2 separate regions of the Homo sapiens genome follow, and region 2 is linked to region 1. Evidence: chromatin loops called from intact Hi-C (ENCODE). Cell type or tissue: adrenal gland. All regions are shown on one strand. Links, peaks and the distances in the headings refer to the core of each region. The heading gives the core; the rest is flanking DNA. Region 1 overlaps ADGRA3 (adhesion G protein-coupled receptor A3). Region 2 has its middle 91 kb from the start of ADGRA3.

The links. Peaks named below come from ENCODE experiments on the same cell type or tissue, not always from the same donor. Only the 100,000 strongest peaks of a DNase experiment are listed, where the experiment ranks them.
Region 2: it touches region 1 in a loop (5-fold over the local background); 77 of 110 quality-filtered maps call a loop at or near these places.

Annotation. Positions count from the first base shown.
Region 1 is chr4:22,406,143-22,414,502 of GRCh38, forward strand. ADGRA3 (adhesion G protein-coupled receptor A3) reads right to left here. Exons shown (of 19, transcript NM_145290.4): 13 at 7,459-7,672; 14 at 7,040-7,248. Among named protein-coding and RNA genes, the nearest start is that of MIR12115, 100 kb to the right of the region's middle. In adrenal gland, for the core only: a CTCF peak has its summit at 4,702 (motif pointing right); no DNase peak of the experiment used is centred there.
Region 2 is chr4:22,603,315-22,611,674 of GRCh38, forward strand. No RefSeq gene overlaps it. Among named protein-coding and RNA genes, the nearest start is that of ADGRA3, 91 kb to the left of the region's middle. In adrenal gland, for the core only: a CTCF peak has its summit at 4,215 (motif pointing left); a DNase peak (open chromatin) is centred at 4,224.

The DNA of each region.
Region 1 (8,360 bases), core at 2,246-6,245:
TTTCATTCTTTTTTTATGACTGAATAGTACTCCTTGGTGTATATATACCATATTTTCTTTACCCATTTGTCTGTTGATGGACTGATGGACACTTAACGTTGATTGTTTATCTTGGCTATCGTGAATAGTGCTGCAGTAAATGTGAGCGCAGGTATCTCTTCAATATACTGATTTCCTTTCTTCTGAATATATACTCAGCAGTGAAATTGCTGGATCATACGGTAGCTCTATTTTTAGTTTTTCAAGAAACTTACAAACTACTTTCTATAATTATTGTACTAATTTACATTCCCACCAACAATGTATAAGAGTTCTCTTCTCCACATTCTGTTATTTTTTGTCTTTTTGATACAAACCACTTAACTGGGGTAAGGTATCTTATTGTGGTTTTGATTTGTATTTTCCTGATGACTAGTGATTGTGAGATTTTTTCATACACCTGTTGGTCATTTGTATGTCTTCTTTTCAGAGTATCTAGTCCGATCGTTTGCCCATTTCTTAAATCAAAAATTTTTTATGTTGAGTTGTTTCAGTTCCTTATTATTCTGTTATTAATCCCACAAGAGCATTTTTGACCTGCCCACACGCAAAGAGGTCTCCTGCCGAAAAATGAACCTAGGGAAAAGCATAGTATAAAGGGCCAGATAGTAAACATTGTAGACTTTGGGGGCCAAGAGGCAAATTAAAGCTGTTATGCAGGTAGTATTAACCATGTAAAACAGAACCACTAAAAAAATTAAAAGCCATTATTAGCTTTCCCACCTTAAAAAAAAAATATTAAAAGCCATTATTAGCTTTCCCACCTTTAAAAAAATCTGGCTAGATTGGGCAATACAAAAGAATATAAGGCCGGGCGCAGTGGCTAACGCCTGTAATCCCAGCACTTTGGGAGGCCGAGGCGGGTGGATCACAAGGTCAGGAGATCGAGACCATCCTAGCTAACACAGTGAAACCCCGTCTCTACTAAAAATACAAAAAATTAGCCAGGCGTGGTGGTGGGTGCCTGTAGTCCCAGCTACGCAGGAGGCTGAGGCAGAAGAATGGCGTGAACCTGGAAGGCGGAGCTTGCAGTGAGCCGAGATCAAGCCACTGCCCTCCAGCCTGGGCGACAGAGCAAGACTCCGCCTCAAAAAGAAAAAGAATATAAAAATATTTACGGCAATTGAGAATTTTAGAATACCAGGATAGTAAACAAGTTAAAGCTCTACAATGAGAGAGAGAAAGCAGAAACCTGAATCAAATTATTTTCAATTATGGTAGTAAATAAATATAGGCTTTATGATAACAAAAACATTACTAAACACACTATATAAAAATGGTGGTATGAGACACCTTTGAGTAGAAAAAGTAAAACTGTTGCTCACATTTGCAACACAGTAATAAATAAAATAGAAAATGACTCTGCCCTCCAGCAACCACATGACCACAGTCCATCACTAAATAGTAATCTTAGTTCCTCTTCTACTCAGTACAAACTTTAATAACTAAGCCAAGAAATGAAAAATAAAGTTCTCCACAGAAGTTAGCTGAACTAATACAGAGAAATTAAACATCAAATGTGTGTTAAAAAATCACAAAGATGATCATTACTAAGGATTCAAATCAATGGAAAAAGTTTTTAGAACTGTTTACTTGTCAGAGATTCATATATTTACAAGTGTTACTTCAGGCCTCAGAATTACTGAATATAAAATCAGTGGACATTTTCCATAATTATCACTGTATCAATAAGAATAATTAAAATAAGCAATTGTCTAAGTACCAGGATCTGAACAATGGAAAGGAATCCAAAGAAAATATATCAGGGCATCCTGTGTGTAAGGGAATAAAGAATTATAATAAGAGTTTACCATTAAAATTTTAAAATAGATTGAAATCAGAAATGTAAAAAAACAAAAATGTTAAAAGACGACTATGACTTACTTCTATGTTGCTTTTTCCCCACTAAGGAACAAAGAATACAAATTTAAAGATTTTATTCTCCCTACCTCACATCATCAACAAAAAATCAATTCCAGTCAAATTACAGAACTAAATATAAAAGGTAAAACATATTAAAGCTTCTGAAGAGAACAAAAAAGAAGATCTTCATAATCTTGGGGTAGAAAAATTTCTTAAACAGCATTAACTAAAACAACAACAACAACCAAGAAATTGTACTTCAGAAAATTTAAGAAACTCTGTTCATAAAAAGACAATATTGAGGAAAAAAAAAGGCATGAACTGGGAGAAGATGTATGCAACACATAAATCCAACAGGGAGCTCATATTCAGTACCCATATTAAGAAGTCCTATAAATAATTAAGAAAATGAAAGACAACAAAATTAAAAATAGGCAAGACTTGAGCAGGAACGTCAGGAAAAGGGGATATCCAAACTGCCAATAAAAAGCTAAAGAAGTGCTCAACATCAATAGTCACCAGAGAAATGCAAATTAAAACTAGAATGATACATCACAACACTACCACCAGAAGACTAAAACTGAAGATTGACAATTCCAAGCATGGTCAAAATGTAGAGCACCTGGAACTCTCATTACTGTTGAGACTGTAAACCAACATAACCACTTTGGTCAACTGCATGGCTTTAGCTACTTAAAGCTAAACACATGGAAAGCCTACAATCTAGCAATTTCACTCCTGAGTGTACATGTCCATCATAAAACATATACATGAGTACTCACAGCAGCTTTTTCTTGACACCCAAAACCTAGAAACAGAAATGGCTATCAATGATAAAATGAACAAACTTTGGCATATTGATACAATGGACTGCTACACTGCAATGGAAAAGAATAAACTGCTGCTAAATGCAAAAATGAAGATAAATTCCAACCATGTAATGACAGGAAAGAACCTGACACAAGTGTACATACTACACAACTAAAGTCTAAAAACAGGCCAAACCTATCTATAGTGAGAGACATCAAAAGGGTGGTTCCTGGAGATGGTGGCAGGAACTGACTAGAGAGAAACACAGGAGCACTGTCCAGCACTCTACTACAAATCTTGTTCTTATACATTCTTTTGTAAAAATATAACCAATATTTGTGCACTTTGCTCAATACCTCAATTTAAACCAGTTGGTCCCTTTGATTATCAATTCCACTTTGGAGAATTTGTCTCACAGATGCTCAATTAAATGTGCAAAATGACACTGTACAAACCACTAGAAACAAACACAATAGAGAAATATCTAAATAAATTATGGTAGAAACATAATATTCAGAGATAAGAAAGAATGAGGAAACTCGTATATTGAGAGGATTTCAGAAAGGAGACTTAGCAGAGGGATTATTAACACAGATCCCAAAATGAGACTGTGAATTCAAATCCCAATACCAGCACTAGCTTTGTGAGCATGGCATTTAACCTCTCTCTGCCTCAGTTTCCACATCTGTACAGTGGGGGTGATGACAGTACTATTTCTCATGAGGCTGTTATAAGAGCTGAGTAACTGAATGTATATAAAGACATCAGAGGAGTGGCTGACACATAAGTGCTTAATAAAGATTGGCCACCACTACCACCATCACCATCCTCTTCTTTAAGATACATTATCACCATCATAGTTAAGAAATGTTGCTCTACAGAAAAAAGCACGGTTTAGAACAGTGTGTGTAGTATGCAACCTTTGTGCAAAAATGCAAAAAAATAGGAACATATACTCATTTTTGTTTCCATAAACACGAGGGTCTCCTCAACAATACGCGAGAAACAAACAGTAGTTACTTATCAGTGTGATACGAGAGATAGGTAGGACTTCCAGCTTTCACTGTATGTTAATGTGTAGAAATAAATAAAACATTACATCCATGTGAGTATAGTACTTATTTTAAAATTATTTAAACAAAAACATCACTAGCATTTATGTTCAATTATAGAGTAAATGATATCAAAGTTGCTTTGAATACCATTTTAATCTATAAAATGACATATTAAGATGGTATTCAGCATGTTTTATATAAACAAATGTAAAAGAATCACTAGAAAAAGAAAATTAATGAATGCTCTCTAGTTTCATATTTTTAGGTGAACACAACAAAAGAGGAATCAATGTATATAAATTAGCTTATCTTCACCACTAGTGATTAAAGTATTAAGCACTACATAGTTTGAACCTAATCATAACCCTACTTTCTATTCAGTTTTCTTTCTTTGTTTTTTCCTACAGACACCAGCTCCTGTGAATCTTCCTGCCCCACCTGGCTATTCCAGATCATATCATTCAAGCAAACCTAATTTCTGCTTAATTTTTTTTTCTGGCTCCCAATGAGACCTTAGTAAATAACTGGTATAGCAGGATGTATACTCAGATTTATGAACAAGTATATTCTTTATGTCGCATTTTTTAAAAATTCAAAACTCTTAAAATCAGATAAAGGAAAGTTTTATGGACTATATCCCAAGATAGGAATTTAGACTTACTATATAAAAGGATATATTAAGATGGTATTCAAGAGACATAGGATTTTATCAATTTTTAAAAGCTTAATATAAGGAAAAAAGACACTGCTTTCTAATTTGCTTTCTAATTTTTTAAAAACAATTTTTTCAATCCTAAACATAACTTTACCTAAAAGTGGGTATAATTTCATTAACTTTTTCTTTATGTTTAATTAGCAACTAACTCCCATGCAGTAACTTTAATTTTGTCAACAATTTCAAATACATTTCTCTTTGCTGCCTCTAGATGGCACAATTACATTTAAGAAAAGGAAAAAGTCTTTGAAAATAAATAGAAAAAAAATCTTAGTACTACAGTATTTTAACTTTAAAGAATTGTGTATTACATTTTTTTAAGAGATTAAAAGTCTGAAAGATAAAAGAATAGCTTATTCCTTCCAGAAAAGGATTATACTAATTTAATAGTTTTGAAGAACAGCTAGGAAGTTCACAAATAGATGCTTTAAACTGGTATTAGACTAAATAAAAATAAAAGTTTCACATGGTGCAATATCACAGCGAAGGCTTATAAAATGCATTTTTGTGTATGTTTTGTGTTTCATTTATTTTGCTCAATTTTTTCTTGTTAACTTATAAATTTCTGACAATGTTGAATATTATTTCTCATCAGTACATCACAGTTTATTTTATATTCAAAACTGAATGAGAAAACACTTTCAAAATGGAAGAGAAAATGCCACATACTTTAACGCTTCATGCTTTAATTTAAAAGGTGGCAGTGGCTCATGCCTATAATCCCAGCACTTTCCGAGCTTGAGGCAGGCAGATCACTTGAGTCCAGGAGATCAAGACCAGCCTGGGAAACATGGCAAAACCCAGTCTCTACTAAAAATACAAAAATTAGCCGGGTTTGGTGGTGCCTGCCTGTAATCCCAGCTACTCAGGAGGATGAGGTAAGAGAATCACCTGAGCCTGGGAGGTAGAGGCTGCAGTGAGGCGAGATTGCACCACTGCACTCCAGCCTGGGCAACCTGAGTGAGACTCTGTCTCAAAAAAACAAAAAATAAATATAAGTTGACTACACAATAATAAAATGTGAACTTATAGAAACCAGACTCATGCTTACAGAAATCAAGACATCTTCCATTTACAAAGAGAATCAGAATCATAAACTGTCAACACTAAAGTTAATCCCAATTGAATAAAGGTCCTTTATATATACAAATATACAAATATAGCCGAGTCTATAAACATACATGTTTAAATATGTTGCTTGCACTTGTATAAAATGCTCAATTATGTCAATGAAAAGATAATCCCTTTACTCTGATAAATAATCTATTCACCTTTCTGCTTGCTTGACCTGTGTACCAGGTAAGGTATAAGTTGAATTGAAACAACAACAACAACAAAAAAAAACATACAAGAGTCAAAGAAAATTATTTATAATTCAGGTTTACTTCAAGATCATTTCTAGTGCTAAATGCTATTTTTTTAAGAAAAGAAAAATTCATGAAATGTAAAATATATCATGTTTCAAGGTATTTAGCACTTTGATAAAACATTTTCTAGAAAACAGATTTACAGCTGGAATCAGAAATAACATAGAAGTTCCTCACACCCAGAGTAACCTCAAACCATTTCTGGGAAATGTCTTTCACACTCGTCAGTAATTCCTTCCACCGTACTCTAAATATACTCCTTGATGTCAGTATTTATAATAATTACAATATAAAATAAGAACTAGCATGGTTTATTTCATAATTATCTGCTCAGACGTCAGATTCACTTAAAGACCTCATTAATAAAAACACTTGCTCCTGTACATTAATAACTGTTATTTTACCCCCCAAAAATTACAGGTTGAGTATCCCTAACCCAAGAATCCTAAATCCAAAATGCTCCAAAATCTAAAACTTTTCAAAGAAAATGCTCCTTGGAGGATTTCAGATTTTTGGATTAGGAATGATGAACTGGTAAGTGATAATGCAAATATTCCAAAATCTGAAAAAATCCAAAATCCAAAACATTTTTAGTCCCAAGCATCTCAGATAAGAGATAAGACTCAACCTGTAATTAGTGTTAACAACGGCAAATAACAGAAAACAACACTAGACTGGCATTAAAACTGAAAAGACATTCTTTGTGTCAATACTGTCACTTGCAATGACAAAAATGAAATTATCATGATTAATTCTAAATTTAAATAGAGTCTAACAATTACGACATGTAGTGGGAAACAGCGCTAGATTGCAAAGTAGGAAAATGTTCTTTCACTACTCACTGTGTATCCTTCGGCAAATGAAATCACTCTTTCTGGGCAGAGGGAATCTGCATCAACAGTCTCTCCAAGTTTTAAGGTCAAAGACTAACTGAACTGATTGACTTATAAAGTTGATTTAAAATTCCTATATACCAAACTCAATCCCATACATTTCACTTGGTAGTAACTTAATTTCCCTTTAAAATCAAAATTAGAACACATATCATCTCATATAATCAAAGGGAGCAAATTATGTTAAAAGTAAAAAAAAAAAAAAAACAAAAAACAAAAAAACACTTCATTTGAGCTTAATTATGCATAGCAAAAATGTAGAATAGTGTTTATGCATAAAGTTAACAACTGCCATACCATTAAAACTGCATAGTTACTAAGGGAGTAGCACTGAATCGTAGTGATATTTTCATCTGAATAGAGTATATGGCACCCATCTGACTTCCAGCCTCCTTGTCCGTTCAGCAAATCGAAATCCCACCGGGCTGCAACAGCATCTGCTCCATGTGCAATTCGACGCAGTGTCACATTAACAGGGATGTGGTGGGTATCTACATTCACACCATCTGGAGAAAATGGGAAATAAAAATATTTCTGAAACAAACTTCATAACCAATTATAAATGTCAACTTCTACAGTAATGGGTACTCTGCAAGATCTTTCTTCACTAGTGACTCATTAAAACGAGAAAACACTAAAATAAGCATTTTTAGGAACAGTCAACTACAAGGCCTTATTGTCCACTGACTACAGGATAACATATGCCACATACAAACCTATTTTGGTGAGAATCACAGGGGTAACCACAGTACGTCGTTTTCCATCATCAGCCAAATTTGTTGAATTTCCAGTGGCTGGAAAAAGCTTTCCATTGCGGAATGCAATGAGTTGAAGCTTGTAAAGAGAGTCATCAGTTGGTCTGAGTTCTCTTTTTTGCTTTGGTGAGAAAAGGGAAGGAGGAAGCTGAATAGAAGCCTCCACAATAGTATTCTGAAAAAATATATATACATAAAAAAAGCTCACTACATTAGTACATAGAAACCAGAAAAAAATATGTCAGATAGTTACAAAAGTGGTATAATTAGGTTGACTTCATTTTTTAAATTGGATATACAAAATTTAACAGTTAAAAAAATCATCAGTCAAGCGAAATGTCAACACCACATAACATAGATTAAAAGAAGTATAAAACAGAAATGCAAACTTTAAAGAGTTAAATAAGTAAACAAGAAAAGTGTTTCAAATTAACAAAGTTAATTTTCCCATGATATTATATGTTGAAGTAGATAGCATTAAACAGATCAAGGATCTCAATGATCAGGCTGTATCAATTTTACAATGATAAAATATGATAAAGAAGCACAAATGTAGCATATCATAAATATGAGTATAATTAATTTGGGCTTATGGAACTTTAAGGTGATTTATGATGAATTCAAACCTCCACACAACAAAAGAATGAAATTATACAAACATAATAGAGGTTTAGATTCAGTACACTTAGCAGAAATTTCCTTGAGACTAGGAAACACATTTAGAAAAAAAAAATAATAACACATAGGAACAACTGAAAATGCTGACTGATCACTGAATTTTTTCAGATTTCTTTATTGAGGATTTTTAAATAACAAATTATTCAGCATTCAGTAAAAAATATATATATACCAAAGAAGTGAAC
Region 2 (8,360 bases), core at 1,791-5,790, 200 kb after region 1:
ATGCGGTTCTCTAGATTGGAAAAAAAAGTTACACAGCAGAAAATAAGTACATCTGTCAAAAATCATATTTATGTGAGATGTGTCAATATTGGTCTTGTGTCATTTGGGCTACTTAAAAAAAAATAAAATAAAATCCTGTTTGACTCCAAAAAGGAAAAGTCAGCCCCTCCTGCATGAGTGGGAGTTGCAGCCTTTTAAAACTGATAATCACAAACCCCTCAGACCCAAAGTAAAATTAAAAACACATGTAACATTAGGCATTGATGGAAAAGGACTAGATCCTAGTGTAAGCATCCTAATAGAAGGAGAGGTTCAAAAACGCTCTCCAGAACCAGTATATCAGACTTTCTATGATAAACTAAATGTGCCAGTACCTGAGATTCCAAGAAAAACTAAAAATTTGTTTTTGCAATTAGCCGAACACGTAGCCCAGTCTCTACAAGTCACCTCATGTTATGTTTGTAGAGGGACCGTAACAGGAGATCAATGGCCATAGGAAGCCCGAGAATAGGTTCCTACAGACCCAGTTCCTGATGAATTCCCAGCCCAAAAGATCACTCTGATCATCTCTAGATTCTAAAAGTCTCAATTATTAGACAGTATTACATAGCTAAAAAAGAAAAAGGATTCATTCATCCTGTAGGGCAGCTTAGTTGTCTTGGGCAAAAGCTGCATAACAGTACCACAAAAACAGTTACATTGTGGAGTTCCAATTACACAGAAATAAATCCATTCAGGAAATTTCCAAAGTTGCAGACTGTTTAGGCCCATCCAGAATTCCACCGGGACTGGATGGCCCCCACCGGGTTATACTGGATATGTGGACACAAAGCTTATGCTAAGCTGCCTGATCAGTGGACAGGTAGCTGTGTAACTGGCACCATTAAGCCATCTTTCTTCTTACTGTCCATAAAGACAGGTGAACTTCGGGGCTTCCCAGTCTATGCTTCCCGGAAAAAAAAAAAAAAAAAGAGAAAACGAAGCATAGCCATAGGTAATTTAAAAAATGATAAATGGCCTCCTAAAAAAAAAATCATACAATACTATGGACCCGCCACTTGGATACAAGATGGCTCATGGGGATATCGGACCCCCATCTACATGCTCAAGCAAATCATACGGTTACAAGCTGTTTTAGAAATTATTACTAATAAAACTGGTTAAGCCTTGACTGTTCTTGCCCGGCAAGAGACTCAGATGAAAAATGCTATCTATCAAAATAGACTAGCTCTTGACTACTTGCTAGCAGCTGAAGGAAAAGTTTGTGAACAATTTAACCTTACTAATTACTGTCTACACATAGATAATCAAAGGCAAGTAGTTAAAAATATAGTTAAAAATATAACAAAACTGGCACATGTAACCATGCAAGTGTGACACGGACTCAATCCAGGAGCCATGTTTAAAAATTGGTTCCCAGCAATAAGAGGATTTAAAACTCTTATAATAAAAGTAATAATAGTAATAAGAACCTGCTTACTGCTCCCTTGTTTACTATCTGTACTTCTTCAAATGATAAAAAGCTTCATCATTACCTTAGTTCACCAAAATGCATCAACACAAGTGTACTATATAAATCACTATCAATCTATTACACAAAGAGACATAAGCAGCAAAAATAAGAGTGAGAACTCCCACTAATAAAAAGTGAGAGTCTCAAAAGGGGGGAATGAGGGAAGAGAGAGACCCTCTCATATTGTTTTATATTGTTTTATACTCAGTACCTGTTTTAAGAAAAAACAACAAGGAAGCAAAACCAAAGACAGGCAGCCCGGCACCAGGCCCGAAACCGGGCCTGGGTCTGCCTGGCCTAAACCCGGTAGTTAAAAATCAACTCATAACTTAGAAACCGATGTTATTCATAGATTCCAGACATCGTATAGAAGAACATTGTGGAACTCCCTGCTCTGTTCTGTTTCTCTCTGACCACCGGTGCATGCAGCCCCTGTCACGTACCACCTGGTTGCTCAAATCAATCATGACCCTTTCATGTGAAATCTTTAGTGTTGTGAGCCCTTAAGAGGGACAGAAATTGTGCATTCGGGGAGCTCGGATTTTAAGGCAATGGCTTGCCGATGCTCCCAGCTGAATAAAGCCCTTCCTTCTACTACTCGGTGTCTGAGAGGTTTTGTCTGCGGCTCGTCCTGCTACACTATCAGCTGTGGTTGAAGGTTTCTGCAGGGAGAGTTGTGGCAATTCCAGTCTGCTCTACAGGCGGGCAGGGTGGACTCACTCAGGTAGAGTCACAGGTGTGGGTAGTTGGTTGGAAGTCTGGCTAGAGTGCAAGACAATGTTAAGAGATGAATAAATATGGGAAGGCACAGCTAGCACTCTTACAGACAGTCCATTAACATTCCTGAGTCTGTTTTCTCATTTTTAAAGTGGAAATTCCAAGAACTATTTTGGAAATGTTGAAATGTAAGTGAAGGCACTGGCTGGGATCCAGGACCCCAAACACTCTGTCTTACCATAGTAAGAGATCCCAGTTGTGTCTTCCTATACTCACTCTTCCTTTGGAAGTGTCCATGGTGTATGTTTGTGTCTATGCACACAAACAAGGCTGAGAAAAGGAACACACTACAACTAGATGGAACCCTAATCCTGTTCAGCTAAGACTACACAGATTTGTGGGAATTCTGTTGCTCAGAGAAGGCAATCCTAACTTTGGGCAGGAGGCCTCTTTGGACCCTTTAACCCGGAGCCATGCTAAAATATCAGCCCTCTGATTCGCAAACTCTGATACTGGGAAAAGATAAGTCTTTTTGAGTATTAACTAGATACATGCAGTTATAAAGTACCTAGTACAGTACCTGACATATAGTGTCTGCCATATAGTAGGTTTCTCCAAAATGTGAATGCATCCTGTCTCTATGCCTTTCTTCTCTGATTTTCCTTAAGTACTGGGCACATCATTTATAATGCTGCTTTCCCAACTTCAGATTAAGATGACCATGGGAACAGGCCCTGTGCACATAAGCAGTGACGGAGGTGGATGCTAATTCAATTAATAGTATCCATAGGCCAGTGGGCAACCAATGAGGGGACCTGGAGCAAGAGACACTGTCCAAGTGGGTAGAGAGTAACTAGCTAAAACAATGTGTCCATCTCCCTTTTGGGCTGTAGACTGGAAAATATGGAGAGTGGTCAGTTATTAAGGGGTAGGAGGAGAGAGAGAGCGAGATGAAGAGAGAAGAGGAGGCACAAAAGTAGCAGAATAGGAGTCTGAGAGGGCATCTGAGTGAAGATAAGGTGAAGCTGGGGGCTGTGATGTAAGTGACAGTCCTTTTCCAGGAAGCAGCATATAGCTGCCCCCAACCCTGCCCAACATGCCAATGCCTGCTAGTCCAAAGCCACTTGAGTCCTGGGAGCAGCATTGCCATGTGCAAGAGCAGTAGGGGCACTGGCAGGAATGCATTCTATTCGTCTCACTGGATTAAACATTTACTGGTCCCAGATCAGATTGGCTTGTGTCAGCACCTTTGAGTGACACACAGGCCCCTCTGGCTTATGTCACTTGCATATTTGACAACTCAGCTATACTCAAGGCAGCTCCCCAAAGCCTGGTCTAACCCTCACCGGAGAGCAGGCAGCTCACACTCTGGCACTACCATGTGTTACCTGGGCCCTGAGTTAGGAAGAGAGATTGCCTGTGGTATCAGATCATGCCATGGGGATTCTGAGTCCATACCGAATGGGGTTGCTTTTCAGGATTTCATTCTGAGAAAGAATGCAAATGAAGAATATAGAATTACACTAGCAGCAAAGTAGAAGGACAGAAGGGAAGACAGGAGTCAAGTGGGTTGTCATATGATGAGGTCAGAGTGAATAGAGCCCTAACGAAACTAAGCGAGCATCAAATGGATATTTGCAAGGTCTATGTATGCATGCATTCAGATACATTTTATCAACTTTATTTTTAGAATATTATTTCATTAACTCTAAGTTTTGAAGGTTTTTGGGGTTTCCAAAATGGGTTACTTCTCCTAAAAACAGTTCTACTTGATTCAAGATGCCAATTAAATGGGTACTGGAGGCAGCCATGGCCACGGACTCTCCTTTTGTTCTCTTTCTTTGTGAGCGCAGGTATAAGCTGCACTGATCCTGACCTTTTGGCCTGAGGATGGAAGTCTTCAGTATCCGTACAACTTTACACCCAAGAGCTGGTGTAGAATGAGTTCCTCTGGCCATGGCAGGATCACAGAGGGGTGCCTGCCACCTGCAGCCCAGCCTCAGTAAGTGCAACTGTGCAGTTGGCAGAGGGGAGGGAGCTAGGGGCACACCAACGGTTTCTGTTACTTCCTGTAGGCATAGCCCAAGTCTCAGGAAGTGGAATATACACAGGGTAGGGTGGGGTGGGGGAGGGGAGGGGAGCTGTTTCTTCCCCCACCCATTACCTACTAGTCCAAAGCCACTTGAGCCATGGGAACAGCAATGCTAACCACAATAGCTGCAGGGACCTGGAAGGGGACTGGTGATGACATCCAACAGCAATGCTCTTTTACATTGAGATGTTGATGGACAGGAGTCCACCTAGACTTCTCTAGAGACACACATGTCAAAAAGCAGGCAAGTATAACTCTCTAAACATTCCTTGGATGCTGTATTATCACCCCCTTCCCTCACTACAATTCTGTAATCTCCACCTTGGGAGGAACAAACACGTCTTATTGCACCTTGCCCAGAAATAATATCACAGCTTATTAATTCCATCTACTCCCCACACAAGGGATAACGACTGTCCACAGAAGGGGTAAGGAAGTCTCAAGTGCCACACAGGGAATTTTCCTAGGGCCTTCCATCATTTTAGGCCACTAGTAACTCACCTATAGCCAGTACTGTAGCAAGTTGAGAGTGTATGGATTTGGGTACCATTCATCTGTAAAAACCAAAGAAAAGACTTGCACTTCTGGATTAATTCACAGACCTGTGGGAAGACCCTCTTGTCTCACCTGTGACTCATGACCATATTTTGAGATTCCCAAGTCCCTGGAGCCTGCTTCCTCCTGAGCAAAGAGGGTTGTCTTTATTTCAATTGGCAAGGAAAGTCCATTTGTTTGTCTCCAGTCCCGCCAGGGGCTCCACTCTCCCTCAGTTACGGGAGACCTCCTGAAGCAAGGCTGGAGGGAGAGGCTGTGTGGTAAGAGTGAGTTTTGAATGAGTATGGACTGAGGGCTTTACATGCACCAGGTGCTGCACAAAATAATTGAATTTAATCCTCACTCCGGCTCTGACAGGTGGTTGAGATCATATCTTTATTAAACTTAGCATTTTACAATGGGCAATTAATTGCTGGAGATGGGATTAAAATCCAGTCTTGTCCAACTCCAAAATAGTATGTCTCTCACTACCTAACCCATGCTTGCCTCTCAGTGACATCACATCTGTAACTATAGGAGTGTTTCCTTGCTATCAGATCCAAGTGAATACAATCCTTTGTACCGAGTTACCTTGAGGTAGCCAAATGTGCCAGAGTCAACTCTAGTTAGAATGAATGAGGACATCACCCCACCTTTGGTTGCTTCAGTTCTCCAATTTAAAATAATATATGTTGGGTACCAAGAACTGATGCTCTACTGAACAATCCCAAATACTTGGAATGACCAAAGTACTAGGCTCTTGCTCCTGGAAAACAATGATGTAAGCCAGCACTGCCTGGACTTTGGGTCTCTCCTCAGGTAGCATAAACCACACAGAGATTGTGATCATCTGCTCAGGTTTTATGCCAGCCTTGCAACAAATCTCCTTATCTTCATGGGATCTTTATCTTCACTTCTGCCTCCACACTACTGTTAGAAACACATATACCAAGACTTGGTGGTTATGTAGTAATAATATCTTCACTCCATCGATGTTGGTTTTTTTCAAGAAAATTTATTTTAAATCTTGGCATTTCCACAGCTGCAAATCTGGGAGAACGAGCCAGCCCTTGCGGAGCTGTGTGTGTTAGCTGGATCAGGGGTGAAAGGGGGCAAGCTCAGGGTATCTTTCAACCGCTGATAAACTCCCAGGGACCAAGGAACCTGGTCCCCACGGCTTTTTATCACTGAGATGCTAGCTCTATAATGCCATCTCCATGGTGATTTCTATGTTGAAGAAGAACATTTGTTTCCTGCCACCAGTGAGAGACCACCTGAGTGTTCGGTTGCAGTATCTTCAACTCTCCAGGTGCATCAGTAGCATTGTCTTCTCTGGGCTTCTCTCATAGAACTCATTTTTAGCAAAGTCAAGTTTCCATATTCTAGGTAGTAACTTATCAGATGGATGATCAAAAAGATGGAAGCAAAACATTTTCATGTACTGCATTTCAGTTATTTTCTCTGGGGTTTTATCACCCTGCGGGTGGTTGTCTCCAAAATAACAGGTGTCATTCTGCTCCATTAATCAGGTTCCCCTACCTTTATCCGGGCACTTTTCTCTTCAGCGTCTTCTTCAAGGTATTTCCAGTTGCCCACCCTGGACTGTTTCAGAATGAGGAGGACACCTGGAGGAATCTACAGGTGCATAGACCAATTTGCAAAAGAACCTGTGAGCCAACGTAGGTTGTGAGATGCATATCCCACATCCAGTTCAGCCCAGTAACTTGGGAAATGGGGGAGAGGTAGCTCTGAAGACCAGACAGTACATCTTTACCCCCATCCATGCTTGCAACTGTAAGTTGATCTTAAATCAGTACTTTTAACCAAGTCAACCTCAATCACTGGAATAGGATACCCAGCTGAAAAACTTGGGGTCACTGAATCAATCTCTTATCTGTAAGAGATAATGACGCCTACCCAATGGGGTTCTGAAAAATATGTAATGCCTGACATGTAGTGTATACTCACTGAATGTGGCTTTTAACCACAACCTTTATATTTTTGCCAAGAGTATCACCTTTCTGCAGCAACCCTGAGAACCTCACGCTAACCTTGTCTTAGATTGCTCATTCCTTTCCTATATTTAGACACCAAACTCCATTCATTTTCCCCTTGAAATGTTCATTCCCATGATCAAGATTTTGCTTAAACACATTTTATTTTCATGTCCAGATTATTATCTCAGCTGGAAGAATTAATAAGCAACACAGTCACCCAAGAAGTATTTACTGAGCACCTACTGAGCTAGGGGGCAAACGGCTCTGACAAGTCTCTGTTCTCAAGGCACTTACATTCATATGGGTGAAGATAGATAACAAACAAGGAAAAAATTGGACAGACAAAAAATTTAGGTGGTGCCAAGTATGATGCAAACACCAAAACAGTGATGCAATAGAAGACATCAGAGAGAGTGGGAAGGTTACATTAAATAGATGTCCAAGGACGATGTCTCTGAGGAGAAGCTACTAGGGCTGAGATCTTAATGACAACAAGGAACCCAAGGGCTGGAAGCAGAGCATTTCGAACGTGGCCAGTGGGTGCAAAGGCCCTCACACGTGAATGGGCCTGGCCAGGTGGAAGGACAGAGGGCAAGGGTGTTGTGGTTGCCCTGTGAGTGCGAATGGCCCAAGATGGGATGAAAGAGGAGGTCAGGACCACACCGTATAGGAATATCAGATCATGGTCAGGGCTTTGGATTTTTCAGGGGTGCAGTATAAGCCATGGGGAGTTTTAGACAGGTACAGAAGTAATCTACATTTTCTTTCTTTTTTTTTTTTTTTGAAACGGAGTCTCACTCTGTCGCCCAGGCTGGAGTGCAGTGGCACGATCTTGGCTCACTGCCAGCTCCGCCTCCTGGGTTCACGCCATTCTCCTGCCTCAGCCTCCCCAGTAGCTGGGACTACAGGCGCCCAACACCACGCCCGGCTAATTTTTTGTGTTTTTAGTAGAGACGGGGTTTCGCCGTGTTAGCCAGGACGGTCTCGATCTCCTGACCTCGTGATCCGCCTGCCTCGGCATCCCAAAGTGCTGGGAGTAATTTACATTTTCTTTTTTCTTTTTTTTGAGATGGAGTCTTGCTCTGTGGCCCAGGCTGGAGTGTGGTGGCGTGATATCAGCTCACTGCAAGCTCCGCCTCCCAGGTTCACGCCATTCTCCTGCCTCGGCCTCCTGAGTAGCTCGGACTACAGGCGCCAGCCACCGCGCCCAGCTAATTTTTTGTATTTTTAGTAGAGATGGAGTTTTGTCCTGCTGGCCAGGCTGGTCTTGAACTCCTGCCCTCAAGTGATCCACCCGCCTCAGCTTCCCAAAGTGCTGGGATTACAGGTGTGAGCCACTTCGCTCAGCATTATAGTCCCTTTCTATATAATCCTTTTTAAACTTATCTCAATCTGAATGTGGCCTCTGTTTCCTTTGGGACATTTACTGATAGTTGGTGCCTTTCGCCTGGGGACAGGTGCAACTGCTGGGAGCTGGTAGAGTAAGGCCTGTGGCATCACCATTGCC